Regions from separate parts of the Homo sapiens genome. Here region 1 is linked to region 2. Evidence: read pairs that join two places in POLR2A ChIA-PET (ENCODE). Cell type or tissue: B cell. All regions are shown on one strand. Links, peaks and the distances in the headings refer to the core of each region. The heading gives the core; the rest is flanking DNA. Region 1 overlaps NSUN6 (NOP2/Sun RNA methyltransferase 6). Region 2 overlaps CACNB2 (calcium voltage-gated channel auxiliary subunit beta 2).

The links. ChIA-PET counts read pairs that join two places held together with the same protein. Peaks named below come from ENCODE experiments on the same cell type or tissue, not always from the same donor. Only the 100,000 strongest peaks of a DNase experiment are listed, where the experiment ranks them.
Region 1: POLR2A ChIA-PET joins it to region 2 with 12 read pairs; 3 of 35 experiments call an interaction of 5 or more read pairs at or near these places.

What each region holds. Positions count from the first base shown.
Region 1 is chr10:18,623,107-18,631,439 of GRCh38, forward strand. The region is part of intron 3 of NSUN6 (NOP2/Sun RNA methyltransferase 6); the gene reads right to left. Among named protein-coding and RNA genes, the nearest start is that of NSUN6, 24 kb to the right of the region's middle. RefSeq lists an enhancer at 4,592-4,801. In B cell, for the core only: no CTCF peak of the experiment used is centred there; a DNase peak (open chromatin) is centred at 4,705; H3K4me3 peaks cover 893 bases; H3K27ac peaks cover 455 bases.
Region 2 is chr10:18,520,902-18,529,234 of GRCh38, forward strand. CACNB2 (calcium voltage-gated channel auxiliary subunit beta 2) reads left to right here. Exons shown (of 14, transcript NM_201596.3): 10 at 6,687-6,796. The region is part of intron 1 of CACNB2-AS1 (CACNB2 antisense RNA 1); the gene reads right to left. Among named protein-coding and RNA genes, the nearest start is that of CACNB2-AS1, 14 kb to the right of the region's middle. In B cell, for the core only: no CTCF peak of the experiment used is centred there; no DNase peak of the experiment used is centred there.

The sequences.
Region 1 (8,333 bases), core at 88-8,087, 100 kb after region 2:
ATTTTAAGTAAACTGAAGAAAGCAAAATTTTATTTTAAATTTCATTTGAAATTTTATTTTACATCTCATTTTAAGTAAAGTGAAGAAACCAGTAATTCAGTGATGCATTACTTTTAAAATTGTTTACTGTATATAAAGTTTAACTGATGCATTTATAATGAAAATAACTGTGATATTGAGCTTCTACTAAAAAATCAGAGGAAGAAAACTCCTTTTTCTAAATCCCATGGCAATGAAAGGGGGGGAAAAGAATAAAAATCTGAGGAGAAAATTCCATTTGCAATAAAACTAAGAAACAGCTATAATTGCGATGATGAGAAAAAATTGGCTGACAGTGAACTTTGAGCCAAACCTAGTTTCTCAGCACGGTGTGGAGTCTCTGAAAAGGAGAGGCTCCTGGAGGCTTAATCAAACATTTATTACTTAGGACCAGGACCACAGGCTTAGTGGAAAAGAAATCAGAATCTAGGAATGTCTTACCAGTATCCTGTTCAGAGGAGACAAGTGTGAAAGAAGAAATGGATTGTCAGAAATGGCATAACCAGACAATGTGTTATTTTCTCTAACAAACCTGATCAACTGCCAAAAAGCAGCCCAGGAAAGAGAAAAGAAATAGCAACCAACTTTGCTGCTCATGACTTAAGTTATCTAAGCAGAGATTAAATGAAAAAGAAAGCCTTCCCCACCCTCTGGAAAAAAGGTATGAGCTAAAGCCTTCACAGAGAGCCTCGGCTCTGCTCACCAGGACTAGAGAAAAGCCAGCAGAGAAGATTTGCAGTACTTCCCAGAAAACTTATCTGACTAGTCCCATAGGCATGCTCTTTCCCCCATTCTGGATCCTTCTTGAGCAAACTGCAAATGAGGATGTAACTGTTTCCATTCAATGCATGATAAGCAGAAATAATTCATTCTGCATTCATTGGTGGCACACACATACACAAAAAGCAGAAGGTAGATTTTAAAAATGTAAACCAAACAAAAGGAAAAATAATTCAAGTACCACTGTATTTTCAGAGAAATTAAAGGAAAAACCTCAAAAAAGGGATAAAAGAACAAAGATGAAAGTAAACTAGCAGCTAAGAAAATAAAGGACAATAAAACTTCTGAATAAGGATTTACAAGCAGAAAGAGGTAATACATCCCTATGACTAGATAGTATTTTCAATCCCCATTTTAGAGATAAGAAAAGCAAAGCACAGACAAGATAAAACTTATCTCCTATACTATTGACAAGAGAGCCACTTTGAAACAGAGCCAAAGTGACCAAGACAGGCCTAACAACAAATGGGCTGGGTGCGGTGGCTCATGCCTATAATCCCAGCACTTTGGGAGGCTGAGGAGGGTGGATCACTAGGTCAGGAGATTGAGACCATCCTGGCTAAAAAAATACAAAAAAAAAATTAGCCGGGCATGGTGGCAGGTACCTGTAGCCTACTAGGGAGGCTGAGGCAGGAGAATGGCGTAGACCCGGGATGTAGAGCTTGCAGTGAGAGCTCCTGGCACTGAACTTCAGCCTGGGAGACAGAGCGAGACTCTGTCTCAAAAAAAAAAAAAAAAAGAACGAATGCGGAAGAAAAAGATCAGTGAATGGAGTTGAAGAATATGTTAACAGAAAAAAAAAATTAAAGTAACAGGCTTGAGACTGCGGTTCTTAGAAAGGGTTGCTTGAGAGGATGGGTCTTGGCTAGCTAAGCAGCTAGAAACTGGAATGAGTTCCCAGCAGTGACATAAAACCTTCCCTAATGATAAATAAGAGTGGCTCACAATTCCTAAACTCTGTACAAGCAAGGTACAAACACATGTTTATTCGGAGCACCTGCTTTCCTTTCGGGAGTCTGGGAATTTCGGTACATGCTACGCAGAGGGTGCCTATGTGACCAGCCCAATAAAACCCTTGGGCACCAAGCCTCTGATGAGCTTTTCTTCTAGACAACTATTTTACATGTCACAATTAGGTGCTGGAGGAATTAAGCATGTCCTATGGGACCTCACTGAGACAGCCTGTGTTTGGTTTCTTCCAAACTTCACCCCATGCCTCTTTTCCCTTGCTGGTTTTGCTTCTGTATGCTTTCATGTAATAAACCATAGCCATTGGTGTGACCGTATGCTAGGTTCTGTGAGTCTTAGCCAATCACTAAACCTGAGGGCTGTCTTGGGAATCTCTGATGCAGGTAATATCTGTGCCAGAAACACAGCACACAAAGTCCTGCTGTCTTTATAAAAGAGAATACAGAAAATGTAAGAGAAAAATATTCAAAGAAATAATGGAAGACCTATATAACTGAAAAGCTACACTGTGTCTCATCAAAAGCTAAGAGGAAATAGGCTGAGTGTGGTGGCTCACACCTGAAATCCCAGCACTTTGGAAGGCCGAGGTTGGTGGATCACCCGATTCAAGAGTTTGAAGACCAGCCTGACCAACATGGTAAAACTCCGTCTCTACTAAAAATACAAAAGTCAGCCGGGTATGGTGGTGGGCACCTGTAATCCCAGCTACTCCGGAGGGTGAGGCAGGAGAATCACTTGAATCCGGGACGCAAAAGCTGCAGTGAGCCGAGATCGCGCCACTGCACTCCAGCCTGGGTGACAGAGTGAGACTATGTGTTTTTTTTTTAAAAAAAAAAAAAAAAAAAAAAAAAAAAGATAAAGAACTAAGAGGAAATAATCAAAATCAAGCATTACACTGGCTAAATGTCTAAAGTTGAATAACTAAGAATTCCACAGATCTCCAATCAAAAGACAACGTACTGTTAAAAGGAAAAGTTTTTGGTGGGCCTTAGATTTCTTCACAATAACATTTAATGCCACAGGTTATAAAAGCAATGTCTACAAAGTGCTAAGGGAAATACTATGTGGCCTGAAACGACCAGACTCAGCCAACTTGTTTTATAAACAAAAAGGCAACAGGCAGACATTCTCAATCAAGAAAGTAACGCAGTACGTAAGAGTCACACTTTGGGAAAGGGCAGGGGGTGCGGGAGATCTGCTAAGTGACTGTACTCACCAATAAAGACATTAATAAAGATAAGAAATGAGAAATAAACTGTGCCATAAGGACCGAAAGCAAACACTGCATCCATGTGAATTATACTTGGGAAATAACAATGTTACAAAGCTTGACAATGTTTAAAAAAAAAAAAACAGAAAAACTGGCCAGGCATGGTGGCTCCTGCTTGTAATCCCAACACTTTGGGAGGCCGAGGAGGGTGGATCACTTGAGCTCAGGAGCTCGAGACCAGCCTGGGCAACACGGCGAGACCCCATCTCAAAACAAAAATAAAAAAACAGTAAATACAAATTAGCTGGTAAAATTTTAGGGAAAATTTAACTCCAGTAATCTCCTCATTTCTCATAATGGAAAGTCAAAAGAGACTTAATGGGCCGGACACAGTGGCTCACGCCTGTAATCCCAGCACTTTAGGAGGCTGAGGCAGGCAGATTACCTGAGATCAGGAATTCGAGACCAACCTGGCCAACATGGTGAAACCCTGTCTCTACTAAAAATACAAAAATTAGCTCAGCGTGATGCCAGACGCCTGTAATTCCATATACTCAGGAGGCTGAGGCAGGATAATCACTTGAACACGGAGGTGGAGGTTGCAGTGAGCCGAGATCGTGCCATTGCACTCTAGCTTGGGCAACAAGGGCAAGACTCCGTCCTGGGTGGGGGAAAAAAAAAGATGGAAATCGAGTAGGCTGAAAGAGAAGACAAATCCAGTCTCATTTGGATTTCAAGAGATTTATGCTGTTGAATTACATATTCAATTGTGAAAGAAAGGAAGAAAATTAATGTTCTGGCCTGCTTGAACTATTTTAAGACTTTTATCAAAAAGGGAGGAGCACGAATTGAGAGAATACAGAAATTCCTTAAAATTACAAATTGATTTTTGGCCTAAAAAGTTCTACTGATCCAAATGTAGCCTTTACAAAATGCTGGTTGAGATGTTTTAAAGGCTCTTTTATCAAGACAAGTCTGGCATTCAGTTTTCTCCTGAAGTCATTAAATTACCAGACAAAAATCTTCTTCCAGAAATTAAAATATATTTCACCAGTACCTGAAATCTCGTCTTAAGTAAACTGAAGAAACCAAAATTTTATTTTAAATCTCATTTCAAGTAAACTGAAGAAACCAGTAATTCAGTGATGCATTACTGTTAAAATTGTTTACTGTATATAAAGTTTAACTGATTCATTTGTATTTTAAATAACTGTGATATCGAGCTTTTAGTAAAAAATCAGAGGAAGAAAACACCCTTTTCTAAATCCCATGGAAATGAAAAGGGGAGAAAAAAGAATAAAAATCTGAGGAGAAGAATAGGAACAGCTCCGGTCTACAGCTCCCAGCGTGAGCGACGCAGAAGACGGGTGATTTCTGCATTTCCATCTGAGGTACCGGGTTCATCTCACTAGGGAGTGCCAGACAGTGGGCGCAGGTCAGTGGGTGCGCGCACCGTGCCCGAGCCAAAGCAGGGCGAGGCATTGCCTCACTCGGGAAGCACAAGGGGTCAGGGAGTTCCCTTTCCTAGTCAAAGAAAGGGGTGACAGACGGCACCTGGAAAATTGGGTCACTCCCACCCCAATACCGCGCTTTTCCGATTGGCTTAAAAACCGGAGCACCAGGAGACTATATCCCGCGGCTCGGAGGGTCCTACGCCCACGGAGTCTCGCTGATTGCTAACGCAGCAGTCTGAGATCAAACTGTAAGGCGGCAGCCAGGCTGGGGGAGGGGCGCCAGCCATTGCCCAGGCTTGCTTAGGCAAACAAAGCAGCTAGGAAGCTCCAACTGGGTGGAGCCCACCACAGCTCAAGGAGGCCTGCCTGCCTCTGTAGGCTCCACCTCTGGGGGCAGGGCACAGACAAACAAATAGACAGCAGTAACCTCTGCACACTTAAATGTCCCTGTCTGATAGCTTTGAAGAGAGCAGTGGTTCTCCCAGCACGCAGCTGGAGATCTGAGAACGGGCAGACTGCCTCAAGTGGGTCCCTGACCCCTGACCCCTGAGCAGCCTAACTGGGAGGCACCCCCAAGCAGGGGCAGACTGACACCTCACACGGTCAGGTACTCCAACAGACCTGCAGCTGAGGGTCCTGTCTGTTAGAAGGAAAACTAACAAACAGAAAGGACATCCACACCAAAAACCCATCTGTACATCACCATCATCAAAGACCAAAAGTAGATAAAACCACAAAGATGGGGAAAAAACAGAGCAGAAAAACTGGAAACTCTAAAAAGCAGAGCACCTCTCCTCCTCCAAAGGAATACAGTTCCTCACCAGCAATGGAACAAAGCTGGATGGAGAATGACTTTGAGGAGCTGAGAGAAGAAGGCTTCAGACGACCAAATTACTCCGAGCTACGGGAGGAAATTCAAACCAAAGGCATTGAAGTTGAAAACTTTGAAAAAAGTTTAGAAGAATCTATAACTAGAATAACCAATACAGAAAAGTGCTTAAAGGAGCTGAGGGAGCTGAAAACCAAGGCTCGAGAACTACGTGAAGAATGTAGAAGCCTCAGGAGCCAATGTGATCAACTGGAAGAAAGGGTATCAGCGATGGAAGATGAACTGAATGAAATGAAGCAAGAAGGGAAGTTTAGAGAAAAAAGAATAAAAAGAAATGAGGAAAGCCTCCAAGAAATATGGGACTATGTGAAAAGACCAAATCTACGTCGATTGGTGTACCAGAAAGTGACGGGGAGAATGGAATCAAGTTGGAAAACACTCTGCAGGATATTATCCAGGAGAACTTCCCCACTCTAGCAAGGCAGGCCAACATTCAGATTCAGGAAATACAGAGAACGCCACAAAGATACTCCTCGAGAAGAGCAACTCCAAGACACATAATTGTCAGATTCACCAAAGTTGAAATGAAGGAAAAAATGTTCAGGGCAGCCAGAGAGAAAGGTCGGGTTACCCACAAAGGGAAGCCCATCAGACTAACAGCAGGTCTCTTGGCAGAAACTCTACAAGCCAGAAGAGAGTGGGGGCAAATATTCAACATTCTTAAAGAAAAGAATTTTCAACCCAGAATTTCATATCCACCCAAACTAAGCTTCATAAGTGAAGGAAAAATAAAATCCTTTACAGACAAGCAAATGCTGAGAGATTTTGTCACCACCAGGCCTGCCCTAAAAGAGCTCCTGAAGGAAGCACTAAACATGGAAAGGAACAACTGCTACCAGCCACTGCAAAATCATGCCAAAATGTAAAGACCATCAAGACTAGGAAGAAACTGCATGAACTAACGAGCAAAATAACCAGCTAACATCATAATGACAGGATCAAATTCACACATAACAATATTAACTTTAAATGTAAATGGACTAAATGCTCCAATTAAAAGACACAGACTGGCAAATTGGATAAAGAGTCAAGACCCATCAGTGTGCTGTATTCAGGAAACCCATCTCATGTGCAGAGACACACATAGGCTCAAAATAAAAGGATGGAGGAAGATCTACCAAGCTAATGGAAAACAAAAAAGGCAGGGGTTACAATCCTAGTCTCTGATAAAACAGACTTTAAACCAACAAAGATCAAAGGAGACAAAGAAGGTCATTACATAATGGTAAAGGGATCAATTCAACAAGAAGAGCTAACTATCCTAAATATATATGCACCCAATACAGGAGCACCCAGATTCATAAAGCAAGTCCTGAGTGACCTACAAAGAGACTTAGACTCCCACACATTAATAATGGGAGACTTTAACACCCCACTGTCAACATTACACAGATCAACGAGACAGAAAGTCAACAAGGATACCCAGGAATTGAACTCAGCTCTGCACCAAGCGGACCTAATAGACATCTACAGAACTCTCCACCCCAAATCAACAGAATATACATTTTTTTCAGCACCACACCACAGCTATTCCAAAATTGACCACATACTTGGAAGTAAAGCTCTCCTCAGCAAATGTAAAAGAACAGAAATTATAACAAACTATCTCTCAGACCACAGTGCAATCAAACTAGAACTCAGGATTAAGAACCTCACTCAAAACTGCTCAGCTACATGGAAACTGAACAACCTGCTCCTGAATGACTACTGGGTACATAACGAAATGAAGGCAGAAATAAAGATGTTCTTTGAAACCAACGAGAACAAAGACACAACATACCAGAATCTCTGGGACACATTCAAAGCAGTATGTAGAGGGAAATTTATAGCACTAAATGCCCACAAGAGAAAGCAGGAAAGATCCAAAATTGACACCCTAACATCACAATTAAAAGAACTAGAAAAGCAAGAGCAAACACATTCAAAAGCTAGCAGAAGGCAAGAAATAACTAAAATCAGAGCAGAACTGAAGGAAATAGAGACACAAAAAATGCTTCAAAAAATCAATGAATCCAGGAGCTGGTTTTTTGAAAGGATCAACAAAATTGATAGACCGCTAGCAAGACTAATAAAGAAAAAAAGAGAGAAGAATCAAATAGATGCGATAAAAAATGACAAAGGGGATATCACCACCAATCCCACAGAAATACAAACTACCATCAGAGAATACTACAAACACCTCTAAGCAAATAAACTAGAAAATCTAGAAGAAATGGATAAATTCCTCAACACATACATTATCCCAAGACTAAACCAGGAAGAAGTTGAATCTCTGAATAGACCAATAACAGGAGCTGAAATTGTGGCAATAATCAATAGCTTACCCACCAAAGAGTCCAGTACCAGATGGATTCACAGCCAAATTCTACCAGAGGTACAAGGAGGAACTGGTACCATTCCTTCTGAAACTATTCCAATCAATAGAAAAAGAGGGAATCCTCCCTAACTCATTTTATGAGGCCAGCATCATCCTGATACCAAAGCTGGGCAGAGACACAACCAAAAAAGAGAATTTTAGACCAATATCCTTGATGAACATTGATGCAAAAATCCTCAATAAAATACTGGCAAACCGAATCCAGCAGCACATCAAAAAGCTTATCCACCATGATCAAGTGGGCTTCATCCCTGGGATGCAAGGCTGGTTCATTATACCCAAATCAATAAATGTAATCCAGCATATAAACAGAACCAAAGACAAAAACCACATGATTATCTCAACAGATGCAGAAAAGGCCTTTGACAAAATTCAATAACCCTTCATGCTAAAAACTCTCAATAAATTAGGTATTGATGGGACGTATCTCAAAATAATAAGAGCTATCTATGACAAACCCACAGCCAATATCATACTGAATGGGCAAAAACTGGAAGCATTCCCTTTGAAAACTGGCACAAGACAGGGATGCCCTCTCTCACCACTCCTATTCAACACAGTGTTGGAAGTTCTGGCCAGGGCAATTAGGCAGGAGAAGGAAATAAAGGGTATTCA
Region 2 (8,333 bases), core at 206-8,205:
TTTCTAGTGCTCTTTTATGTATTTCCAGTACTATTTTTGTTTATTGTCATTCTCCCATAATTAGACGATAAACTCCATGAGGGCAGGGTTTGAGAATGTTTTGTGAACTGTTGTATTCTCAGTGCCTGGAGCAGTACTCAACATGAGCAGTGGCCAGATGAATTTTGAATGAACGTCTGCTGCATACTCTCTGCTAGAGAAATGCGGAGATGGTGAAGCCAGTCTCTGCCTATGAACAGCTCTCATGGAAACCATAAATTGAAACCTGTAGCAGTAACACTGCATATAAGTAAAAGGGCAACTTGGTTATATGCATGCACAAGGTGCAGGTAGCATAAAGGGAGGCGTAATTAACACCAACTTCAGGACATCCACACCTGGAAGAATTTTTAAATGGTGCCTAACGTTTGACCAAATGGATTACAGGGAAGAGAAGGGTATGTTCAGCAGATGGTATATAGTGTGTGAAGGCTTTGAGGTATGACACAGCATTATGTGTAAGGCAACTCACACCCACATCTTAAAGGACATGGGCAAGGAGTGACTGGTAACAAATCCAAGGGTCATATCTAGTGTGTCACGCCAATGGGCTTGGACTTAATCCTTTCTTTCTCCTCCTCTTCCCCCGGTCACTATTCAACTTGCCTCAGTAAGTATTTATTGAGTATATTCTATGTGCCAGGCATTGTGAGGAGCAAAAATAGACAAGGGCCTTGGCTTTGTGGGGCTTAAAGTCTATTGAAAGGCAGTCTTGAATCAAATAATTAATGGGTGCCATCATTGAATGTTAAGCCAGCTCCTGAAGCATCAAAGACATGACTAGAGTCCAAAATGGAAACCTCAGAGTTTAAGAGTAGGTTATTACAGGGGACCTGGAAGATACAGGGCTAGTGTATATTTCTGTATTTTTAACCAGATAAATGCAGTGCTTCTCTTCTCCACATTCCTTTCCTCCTCCCATCCTAACAATGCAACTACAATAGATCAGGAGTCCCAAATCCCCGGGTCACAGATCAGTACTGGTCCATGGCCTGCTAGGGGCCACACAGCAGACGGTGAGTGGCAGGGGAGTGTGCAAAGCTTCATCTGTATTTACAGTCACTCCTCATCACTCACACATTATTGCCTGAGCTCAGCCTCTTGTCAGATCAGCAGCGGCATTAGATTCTCATAGGAGCACAAACTCTACTGTGAACTCTGCATGCGAGGGATCTAGGTTACATGCTCCTTAGGACAGTCTAATGCCTGGTGTTCTTTCACTGTCTCCCATCAACCCCATAAAGGACCATCTAGTTGCAGGAAAACAAGCTCAGGGATCCCACTGATTCTACATTATGGTGAGTTGTATAATCACTTCATTATATATTCCAGTGTAATAATAATAGAAAGAAAGTACACAATAAATGTAATGTGCCTGAATCATCTCAAAACCATCTCCCCACTCCTACCAAACCGGTCCACGGAAAAGTTGTCTTTAATGAAACTGGTCCCTGGTGCCAAAAAGGTTGGGGACTGCTGCAATAGATAGTATTTGTTGGTTTCAGGATTCTTTTAGATTTCTTACTATAGTACTTTCTTTCTAGACCACACCTACTACTACAACCATTTCTAATTTATATTGACTTTTGGCAGGGGAGGCAAGGGTAGGAAGGAAAGTTTTATAGGAGGACAAGTCTTTTTAGTAAGTGATCAAGCAGGCTGGGCTTGGTGGCTCCTGCCTGTAATCCCAGCACTTTGGGAGGCCGAGGCGGGTGGATAATGAGGTCAAGTGTTCGAGACCGGCTTCGCCAACATGGTGAAACCTCGTCTCTACTAAAGATAAGAAAATTAGCTGGGCATGTTGGCGGGTGCCTGCAGTCCCAGCTACTCGAAAAGCTGAGGCAGGAGAATTGCTTGAACCCGGGAGGCAGACGTTGCAGTGAGCCGAGATCGTGCCACTGCCCTCCAGCCTGGGAAACAGAGTGAGACTCTGTCTCAAAAAAAAAAAAAAAAAAAAAAAAAAAAAAAAAAAAGTGATCAGGCAAAGAACTGAAAGGAGAGAGAATGAGGAAAACAAAAACTATTATAAGTTTCAAGGTATGAAAAGACTTTATAATCAAGGTCTTCTAACCAAATATTCCTAATTAGATTTTTTTAATTTTCCATATCTTTAAGAAATATTTTTCAGTTTGTGACAGGAAATAGACCCTTTAGCTTGGACCAAGGCTACTAGGCACTGGCCAAGTATAAAAGGCATAGCTCTACTCTGCTCCATTTAGCTTGTTTCTTTATCCTTGGCTCTGTCATTTATCACAATTTGGAATTGTCAACATGAGCCTGAACACTAAAAAAAATTCTGCTAACAAAGGCACTGTGTTTTCCATGCCTGAGTCAACCCACTGCCCTTTCCTAAATGCCAAAGATGGGGAAATGGGATGGAATTTCCTGGATTACTACTTGTACTTAAACCTGAGTAAGTTTTGAATTTGGAAGACACATTCCAGCCAGAGAGGGTGGATTTTGGACCCATGTTCGAGTGTATCAGCCACCCAGATTGGTTTTATTTAAGAAACAGATAAACAAAATATCTTAAAGTATCTGTTATTTCTAGCCAGAAGTAACTTTCATATGGTTTAATTAATAGACCTGCCTTGGCTCATCTTGACTTACAGAGCTGGGGTTCTATATTCTAGCCCTGTTCTCCCCAGTTAACAGTCCTCAGAGGAAGAAACGAGTCCATAAGGCAGAATTTAAAAGCTGTGTACAAATTTAACATTTTTACCCATGGCAAGACATCTAGAGTAACTGAATTATTGACTGTCTTTGCTTTTGGCAAGGCAAGACAGCAATAGAGGATGGAAATTCAACAAAAGTATCAGGTGTGTATATACATATGACATTCTAAAAGGGAAAAATGAATTATTCCTTAATCATCTATTAAATAAGCTAAGTTTATTTTTTAAAAACGTTTAAGCCCAAGAGGAGAAAATATGAAAGGAAATGTTAGTTATGCGAAAGGTTCTAGGTAGTCAAGAATTCCTTTTTCTTTTCTGAAACCCACTTAAATTCATTTGCAGCAGCCCTAGGGGGTTGTCAGAATCACATTCTGGTTAAGTAGTGTCAGTGTGTCAGATCAAAGAAGAAATAAATCATCCTCCTCCTCCTCCTGTTGTGTGCAATAAAGTAGCCCATTCAAAACTGGATTCACAGTAACCAACTGTGTCATGTAAACAAAGCAATCTTCAGATTCACCTTGTAGGATGGTGACAGGTAAATTAACAAGGAAGTTGAGAACAAGAAGGAAAGCTACCTGGGATAAATTCACGGTTTTTTTTTTTTGTTTTTTTGTTTTGTTTTGTTTCCTTCAGTGACTTTCAAAACGTCAGCAATCAGCCCTGAAGTGTTTGGAATGCATACTGAATTGCTACAGGGATAAATATACCATTGCCAGAATCTTCTGTAGGACAGTCTTACTAGAAATCAGTAATCCTGAGGCTGAGCACAGTGGCTGTCACCTGTAATCCCAGCACTTTGGGAGGCTGAGGCAGGCAGATCACTTGAGGCCAGGAGTTTGAGACCAGCCTGGCCAACATGGTGATACCTGTTTCTACTAAAAGTACAAAAATTAGCTGGGCACAATGGTGGGCACCTGTAATCCCAGCTACTCAGGAGGCTGAGGCAGGAGAAGCGCCTGAACCCAGGAGGCGGAGATTGCAGTAAGCCAAGATCACACCATTGCATTCTAGCCTGGGTGACAGAGCAAGACTCTATCTTAAAAAAAAAAAAAAAAAAAAATTGAGCAAATAAAAAGTTGTTTATCTCATGGAAACCACGAGGAAAATACACAAGAAAAAGTATAGTAGGCTGGGTGCAGCAGTTCACACCTGTAATCCCAGCACTTTAGGAGGCTAAGGGAGGAGGACTGCTTGAGCTCAGAAGTTTCAGACCAGCCTGGGCAACATAATGAGGCCCTGTTTCTACTAAAAAAAAAAAAAAAAAATTAGCTAGGTGTGGTGGCATGCACCTGTAGTCCCAGCTACTTGGGAGGCTGAGCCAGGGGGATCACTTGAGCCTGGGAGGTTGAGGCTGCAGTGAGCTATGATTACTACACCCTTGCACTCCAGCCTGGGTGACAGTGAGATGCTGTCTAAAAAAAAAAAAAAAAAAAACACATTATATGACATAGTTCATTGACTATTATTTACATAGTTTCAATAAATATTAAATATGGAGCCAGCCAAAATTAATTTGTCTATTTGAATCCCTCTGGGACATTCTAGCCTGTTGCAGTGTAGATCTTTCTTTCTGTGCTGGGTGTCATTCTGGAACATTCCGTGTTATATGCTTGGGGATTCCTTTCACCTTTGTTTTGGGTTGAAGCTCCTGTTTCCCAGATCCCTTGATTTCTTTCAAGCTTTACTGTCATTTTAGTCAAAAACCTTCTCATTTCCCTAGGAAGGGTATATACATGTTTTTTTCAATAGCCTGAATGTTTACAAACCTTTCTGTTTAATTGCTAGTTTAAATGCTTATGGAATTCTGATTGAAATAGTTTTCCCTCCAAATTTTGAAGGCTTTTTGCTTCATTACCTTGTGGCTTCCATTGTTGCTTTGAGAAGTACAAAGCATTCTAGTGCTTTGATTCTAGACCCTTTGGGACCTGTCTTTTTCCTCTGAAAGCTTATGGGTTTCTCTTTGTCCCCAGTGTTATGAAATTCATAAAAATATGTCTTGGTGTGGGTATTTCAACCCGTGTGCCGGACCCTTTCAATTCAGAAAATCAGATCCTTAATTCTGGAATTAATTCTTTATTTTCTTTCCTCTGTCTTCTTTATTATCTTTTTCTGAACTCCTGTAATTTGGAATTTGAACCTCTTGGGTTATGTCTACTTTTCTTACTTTTCTTCTCCTATCTTCCAACTCTTTTTTGTTTTACCCTTTGGAAATGTTACATTTCTTTTAACCTTTCTTTTGCTTTTTTTCTATTTCTATTATCATGTTACTTCCAAAAGCTCTTATTCTAAGTCTTTAAATAGAAATTTGTTCTAGTCTCATAGATAAAACCATCTTTTAGCTTTTAACTGTGAATAATTGTCATAATTGATTTTTCTGTTTGTTTTGCTCTCTCATGAGGTTTTCTGAAGATGCCTGACAAACTGTCCTGTGCTCAAATTTTAAAATAAGGCATAAAATAATTAATCAGAGGTTCTGTGCTCATAGGCGGAGCTTGTCAACTTTGTGTTTCTGTGTATGGCAATCTTGCTAGATAATTTACACAGGAAACCTCCAATATCATTATCTTTGGGTCCTTACAATTTGGCAGTCAGATTCCCCAGAGAAGAATCTTCCATTCTGACCCCTGGGGATATAAATATAAGCCTGGCTACCAAAACTGTACAATGAGAAGAAAGGCTGAAGACTCAACATTCAGAATCCTTTCTTTTCCATCCAGTATTCCCTGCTCCTGTTCTGTCTAGGGTCCCCTGGTCAGAGGCCCTCTTGTATTGCCTGCAAGATAACAAATGTAGGGTCTTGTACCACACAGGAAAAGAACTGTCACCTGGCTATTTGATATTGTGAGGGGGCAGTGGAGGGCTGTAACTGAAACAGACTTTTGAACCAAACTTTTCCTTTTCGCCCTAACTTCATTCTCTACCTTCTTTAGAAATATTGTGAGCCTTCAATTTTGCTTCACAGCTTTTTCCTACTGCTGACTTGAATATTCAGCTTTCTGCAGTCTAAGTCATTTGCTATTTCCAGTTCCCAAATTTTGTTGCTCTCATTTCTACCTTATCTAAAATGATACTCCCAATTCAATATTGTCTCTCATAATACCCTGTATGTTCTTTCCACAACAATCATCATCTTTAATTATTTTCCTTTATTATTTATCTCTGCCACTAGACCATTAGCTATCTGAGGGAAGACTGGTTCTTATTTATTTTTCATGCCTATCACAGCAATGAACTATGGCACAGAGACTAGGAATATAGGGTCAGGAGTCTGGGTTCAAATCCCAGCTCTCCCACTTAGTTACATACATACCCTTGGATAAAAAATCTCTCTGTGAGTCTCATTTTTCATCAGCAACAGTGGGATAATAGTAAACGTTTCTCCTAGAGCTTTTTGGATCATTTAGTAATTCAAATAAAGTGCTCAGTACTTATCTGACACTTGTAAGCAACAAGTAAGTGCAACGTAAGGCAGGTGCAGGATAGGGCCGGGCGCGGTGGCTCACACCTATAATCCCAGCACTTTGGAAGGCCGAGGGAGGCGGATCACTTGAGGCCAGGAATTCAAGACCAGCTTCCATAGTGAAACCCCCTCTGTACTGAAAATACAAAAATTAGCCGGGTGTGGTGGCACACACCTGTAGTCCCAGCTACTCCAGAGGCTGAGGCAGGAGAATCACTTGAACCTGAAAGGTGGAGATTGCAGTGAGCCGAGAACGCACCACTGCATTGCAGCCTGGGCAGCCTGGGCGAGACTCTGTCTCAAAACAAACAAAAAACAAAGTAAGGCAGGTGCAAGATAAAAATGAATAAGTAAAAAGAAAAAAAATGAATAAGTAAGTATCCTAACACATATGGTTTGAAAATATGGTTGCTATATATATTTCATACTTAGATGAATTTGGGGCATACACTTCTATCCCCTTTGATTAGACCAATAACCTTAAGGTCTTCTGTGACTTTTTCCTCCAACAGGATATCCATCACAAGGGTCACCGCTGACATCTCGCTTGCCAAACGCTCGGTATTAAACAATCCCAGTAAGCACGCAATAATAGAAAGATCCAACACAAGGTCAAGCTTAGGTAAGTCTGTGCAATGAGCTTAAGCTTTTTAAACTCTCCTCTCCCGATGTTGATGATGAGAAGACCTAACAAGATGATAATTCCATGTGTCACAGAGTATAGAAAAAACAGGTGTGTGCTGCCAGTCGCTGTTGCTATGGTCTTACTGATTTCATGGTGTGGAAGGATTTGTTATGATAGTTTCAAGTTAAGAATTCCACAGGCTGTCAGCATTAATGTTTTGGTTGTGGTTTGTTTTCACTAACATGAGCTTTGGTGTCTGCAGACTCTAAGATCTCCTGGCTTTGCATCAGTGTTACCATGAGCAAGTTTATTAACCTTTTGAAGCCTCCATTTCCTCATCCTAAAAAAGAAATAAAATAACTACCTCATAGAATCATTGCAAGGATTAAACATGATATGTGCTCAATAAATGATATCCATTATTATCCTAAATATTCCTTAATTCCAGTTATATATCAATAATGAAATCATTCTCAGGAGAGTGTAATTTGTGGGTGTGGAAATTAGTAAAAGATGAAGTCAATTCCTGGCTATATTTATTGATAGATATCAATATGTTTGTTTTATTTGTAAAAACAGTGTAGGGAGTTATTGTGTTTACAGAGATGGTATGTGGATACTGCTTATTAACGTATACTGAATTGATCACACTGAGACCCTTCAGCTGCTATTTAATCTTTTTGGTATGTGCTTGGAGTTTTAGGTTAATCACTGTTACACATGTTGCTTACTGGATGGTTAGGTTTCTGTTTTTATAAAGTAAACTTTCTGAGAGTTGTGTCAGATCTTTGAGCTTAATTTTTCTCTGTTTATAGGTTAGATATACAAATCCTCTGAGAGGCTGGTTTCTAACATAGAAGTTCTTCGTTTACTCTGAAGTATGATTATATAAATAACAGAAAAACTATTATAAATAATAAGCTTTATATGTTAGCAATGAGCATGATACATTATAGAACTCAGTTTTGTTTCTCACCTAACAACCCTTCGTTGGCAAAACTTCAGTAACAGGTTTAGAAATATATTTGAGGAAAAAATGTAATCATGTGTTTTGCTTATAGCAATTCCTTTTTATGTCCTTATCATCTGTCACAGTTAAAACTCTTTCCACACATCATTTGATGCTCACAAGAATTACTTTTTATTTTGACTTTTTTGAGAGAGGGTCGCACTCTGTTACCCAGGCTGGAGTACAGTGGTGTGGATCATGGCTCACTGCACCTTGACCTCATGGGCTCAATCAAACCTCCCACCTCAGCCTCCTGAGTATCTGGGACTACAGGCACATGCCACTACATTGGGCTAATTTTTTGTAGAGAGGGAGTCTCACTATGTTGCCCACGCTGGTCTCCAATTCCCAGGCTTGGGCAATCCTGCCTTGGCCTCCTGAAGTGCCAGGACTATAGGTATGAGCCACTGTGCCTGGCCAAGAATTATTATAAAATGCTTATTTCATAAATTAAACTGAATTAACAAAGTCAAGTAATTTTTTAGACTCATCAGTGGAATCAATTACATAACAGATTTCCTTAGA